2 separate regions of the Homo sapiens genome follow, and region 2 is linked to region 1. A link is an interaction called in ENCODE POLR2A ChIA-PET data of the cell type or tissue named here. Cell type or tissue: PC-9. All regions are shown on one strand.

Region 1 (2,500 bases):
CAAAAGACAGCTTGGTTTTGCAGATATTTATTCCAATTCATGGACGTCCGCATGGCAACAGTGGCTTTAAGTGATGGTCCTCCCCTTCTCCTAGTTTTTGCCTGGCAATTCCTCACCACTTTAATAACTATTTTTTCACATTATTTAAATTTTTTCTAGGTATTTTAGTTGATCTCAGAGGGAACATCAGTATAAATGTCCTGGGCTGATATTAAAAGCAGGAGTTGGCCGGGCGCAGTGGCTCACGCCTGTAATCCCAGCACTTTGGGAGGTCGAGGTGGGTGGATCATAAGGTCAGGCATTTGAGAACGGCCTGGCCAACATAGCGAAACCCTGTCTCTACTAAAAATACAAAAAAATTAGCTGGGCATGGTGGCGGGCACCTGTAATCCCAGCTACTGGGGAGGCTGAGGCAGGAGAATCACTTGAACCTGGGAGGCAGAGGTTGCAGTGAGCCGAGATCACACCACTACACTCCAGCCTGGGCGACAGTGCGAGACTCTGTCTCAAAAAAAAAAAAAAATAAAACAAGACTCCTTCTTCCCTCTTCTCTCAGATCTTCCATGATTCTTTCTTTCATTCAGATCTCTGTGCAAGTAGTATTTCTTCAGAGATGCCATTCTGACCACCCCATCAAAAATAGCCACCTCCAAAATTAGCCAGGTGTGGTGGTGTCAGCATAGCACAGTTACTTGGGAAGCTAAGGCAGGAGGATCACTTGAGTCCAGGAGTTCTAGGCTGCAGTGAACTACGATTGTACCACTGCATTCCAGCCTGGGCGGCAAAGCAAGACCCTAGCTTTAAAAAAACAAAAACAAAAAAAACCCCAGCCACCTCCATTCCTATGATCTCTGCTTCATTTTTCTTCATAGCATTTATCACATCTGCAAATGATTGCATATTTGTCTGCTTACTTGTTTATTGTCTTTCCAACTAGAACGTATTCATTCAACAAATATTTGTTGATCACATCCTATGTGCTAGGCATTATTCTAGGCATTGGACCAACACCAGAGAACAAGACAGACCAGATTCCAGCCCACAGACAGCTTACATACCCAGGGGAAGATGACCATAAACAGAGAAACTAATAAAGAATGTAAACTCATGAGGATAGGAAACTTGCCTGCTTTCTTTACCACCCCAGGGCATAGAACAGTGCTATATGTTAACTGAATTTATTAAGCTTTTGTCCTGACGTTATTTTTCAGTATTATTGAATCCCTGGTATTTTGACTGTATTGTTGGTATACTGCTTTTTCCCTCTGAAATATGTAGCATTTCAAGCATGTTAAGGGTTAAACACACTTGCATGTCAGCCTGGAAATATAATCACCATTTATTATATTACTGTTATGGGAAAATATGTTCTGAGTTCCAAATAATTAACTTCCAAGTGAACTTTTGGAAACTGACAGCCAAATTCATATATATTTGGGTGAGATTTGCCAATGTCTTTGCACTCTTTTACAGGGAGAGGCAACATGCCAGCCAGATCAGGCCAGACAGCCCTGGCGACTAGTGGGGTAACAGATGTCTCAGAAAAAACATCCCATCTACAAGGCTCCATTCTGCTGTAATATCATGGTTGTTTGGATTCTTAGAATCTCAGATATATGGTGACACACTTTTCCTTGTGCAAGGACAGACGCTCTGTGATCAAACTAACATCTTTTCATTGGAGAGGCCAAGTCAAATTCTTAGAGTCCTCCACCTGGACCACAGCATGGTTGAAAGTGGCAGCCAGCCCAGGCAGACAGCCCAGCTGCCCTGGGACGTTGAGAGAGAAAGATTGGGGGTCAGCCAATCTAATTCAGAAAAGCTACTCCAACGTGACAAGCGTCATGGCTTTCAGCCTACCCACAGGTTTGGGTTCTTTAAATTCTTTAGCAAAGGGAGGGAGGCCATACAGGGAAGAGCATGGGCCAAGAGCCAGAGCTGGATGTAAGGAGATGCAGATGCAAGGCTATTGAGTTAAGAAAAAAATCAGGATTTGCTGAGATTTTGGAAAAGACGAATGGAGAGTCATTAAATGCTCAAGGTTTGGGGCTGGGAAAGATCGGGAGCCTGTTGACCGTGGTGAGAACTAAGTTCAGAATGGAATACTGGTAGAAGAGATGAGCTCCTCTGATTCTTTTGATCTGGGGTCAAGCTATGCAGTTGAGGGAATTCTCAATCCCAATCAAAAATGGACTTGGACAGAGGGGATGGGATCATGAATCTGTGAAAATCCATCATAAAATTTTGACCTGAAAGATCCCTTTTAAAAGTCTTCTTAGACTAGTCTCAGACATATGTTCAGAAATAGGATCTTCTAAATGGGGCCTGGGAATCTGCACTTTAAATGCTTTGTGAGTAACTCATGCACAGCCAGTTTGGGACTTTCTCACTAGTCTAATCAACCTCTTTTCTTTTCTTTTTTTTCGAGACAGAGTTTCGCTCTTGTCACCCAGGCTGGAGTACAATGGCGCAATCTCGGCTCACTGCAACCTCCGCCTCC
Region 2 (2,500 bases), 260 kb after region 1:
AAAAAGAAAAAAAGAATCTACTTGGTGGTTATGAGTTTTTTGGAAAAGTCATTTTCTGTTGAACATGCATACTGAGATGTATAATGGGTGAAACCATGTCTGGGATTGTCTTAAAATACTTCTGAAAGAAAGAAGTAGGGATGGAGAGGAGAGACTAGATAAAACACAATTGGCAAAATGTTGGTAAAATTGTTCAAACTACATGATGGCTACATGGAAGTTTGTGATATTATCTTCTCTACTTTTGTGTACCTTAGAGAATTTTCATGATAAAAGTTTAAAAGTACATACACACACACAAAACAATACCCATGTTGCAAGAACACATTGAAATAAGAAGATAAACATTAAAATGGTTGGTTACCTTTTAGGAGAAGAAAGGAAGGAGAGCTGAGTGTGGTGAAAAAAGTGAAGAGTGCTGGCTTTGGAAGCATGTATGCTAAAATTGGAACCACACAGAGATGACCATGACCCCTGTGCAAGGATGCTGTGCAAATTCATGAAGCATTCCGTATTTTTATAAGTAAATAAATGGAAAAAAGTGTAAAGAAAAAAGATCCAGAAAAATTGGGATACCCCAGTGGAGCATGGGATGGGTAAAGACCAAGGGGAGGGCATGTACATTTGGCAGGCAACCAGCAGGGCCTGCCCGGAGCCCATCCTTATTTTCCCCAGGAGCCTCCTCCCAACCCCTGAGGCTTGGTTAGGCTCCACCTGTGGTTTTCTGTGGTACCAGGGGATTTTCCTCTTCTGGCACTTACCACACATCCTCTTAAGACCTGCTCATTGCACTGTCTTCCCCACCAGACTGTAACAGGGAGTGGGCCTATGTGTTTGTTTTGCTCAATTCCATTCCCCCAGCATGTGGCACATGGTCCACCATTCTGGGTGTGCTCTAAAATCCGTTGAGTGAAAAACAGTAGCCAGTGTTTGTTGAGTATTATCTCACTTTATTCTCAGAACTCTATGAAGTAGGAAATAGTATTTTCACCCGTTTGATTAACAAGGAAATGGAGGAGGCTCAGAGAGGTTAAGTGACTTGCCTAAAGTCAGAGCTAAAGTATGGCAGAGCAAGATCCAGGCAGACCAGCTGCCATTAGAACCAGTGTTCTCAATCCCTGCACCATACTATCTTGAAGAGGGATGGAGGCCAGTGGTGTCGAGGAGAGAAGCTAACACACTTGAAATATTTTTCAGTCAACATCAGACACTCCCAAACCAAGAGCTAATGTGGTACAGACTCTGGGAGCTGTGTGGTAGAGAACGGAGTGGAGTGATCAGAGAGATAGGGAACATTGGAAAAGAGATTAATAGAATGTGATAGAAAGTGATTACAGTTGAATCCAAAAGCATCTTCCCTAAATTGTCATGGGGTTGAGATGGTAGGCTGAGGCCCAGCCCACCCCTATGGGGGTGTCTCTTGCCTTCTAGGTAGTTCTTAATTAGTGGTTCTCAACTGGGGGTGATTTTGCCTCCAGCGGACGGACATTTGATAGTATCTGAAGACACTTTTCCTTGTCACAACTGGAGGGAGAAGGGTGGCTAATGACATCTAGTGGGTAGAGCCCAGGGAGGCTGCTAAACCTACTAAAATGCACAAGGTACAGGATACCGTCCCCCAAAAAGATTCATCTGATCAAAAGCTTAACAGTGCCACAGTTGAGAAACCCCACCAGTTCTTAACCTGAATGATAGTTTTGACCATTCACCCACTCTGCTTCCACAGTCTTTCTCTCTCAGCTTCCAGAATCTCTAAATACAAGGACATGGCAAAGACACAGTGTTGTCAAGAGAAGCCTGCGTGTGGGCTGGGCCTAGAGAGCCTCACATGATGGCATTTCCTTTGATGGTTCATTACAGCCCAGGGCCACTGTACCATCATCCCACCTTTCTACTCTCTGATGCTTAGTCCCAGTGGTGTGCTGGTTAATGTTTAACAACCAGCTCTCTGGGAAAACAAGTCCTGGTTTGTAGCATTTGACAATTTCCATGGTGTAACTATTCCAACCTTGGCCAATTTAATGTTGCCAATGAGAAGTCACCTTGTTTGCAAAATTCCTGAAAATTTAACAAATGAGCTGGTGTGAGCCAGCTCCTGCACACCACTGCTTAGACCCCACCTTCCAATCTTCCATGTTCTCTCATAAGCCACATAAATGCGTACCCACTGAGTCAATGGCTTAACACAATGAAAGTGGGTTTCTCACACAATAGTCTGATATGGGTGTTCCTGATTGAGTTGTTCTCTCACATGGCCCTCCTCCAAGCAGCGACTCAGGGCCAGGCTCCTTCTGTCTTGTGGCTTACTTCCTCTAGAAGTTCTCAAACTTCAGTATGCATCAGAGTCATCTGGAGAGCTTAAAATGCAATTCCCCAGAGTTTCTGACTCAGTAGGTCTGGGATGGGGCTTGTGGATGTGCATTTTATAAACAGTTCCCAGGCATTGCTGGTCTTGCTGGTCTTGCTGGTTGGGGGACACATTTTGAGAATCATTGCTCTG

What was found. ChIA-PET counts read pairs that join two places held together with the same protein. Peaks named below come from ENCODE experiments on the same cell type or tissue, not always from the same donor. Only the 100,000 strongest peaks of a DNase experiment are listed, where the experiment ranks them.
Region 2: POLR2A ChIA-PET joins it to region 1 with 9 read pairs; 2 of 35 experiments call an interaction of 5 or more read pairs at or near these places.

The regions. Positions count from the first base shown.
Region 1 is chr1:116,673,473-116,675,972 of GRCh38, reverse strand. No RefSeq gene overlaps it. Among named protein-coding and RNA genes, the nearest start is that of MIR320B1, 3.0 kb to the right of the region's middle. In PC-9, no CTCF peak of the experiment used is centred here; a DNase peak (open chromatin) is centred at 1,012; H3K27ac peaks cover 924 bases.
Region 2 is chr1:116,411,785-116,414,284 of GRCh38, reverse strand. All of the region lies in intron 1 of ATP1A1-AS1 (ATP1A1 antisense RNA 1), which reads left to right. It also overlaps the pseudogene RNU6-817P. Among named protein-coding and RNA genes, the nearest start is that of ATP1A1-AS1, 5.6 kb to the left of the region's middle. In PC-9, no CTCF peak of the experiment used is centred here; no DNase peak of the experiment used is centred here.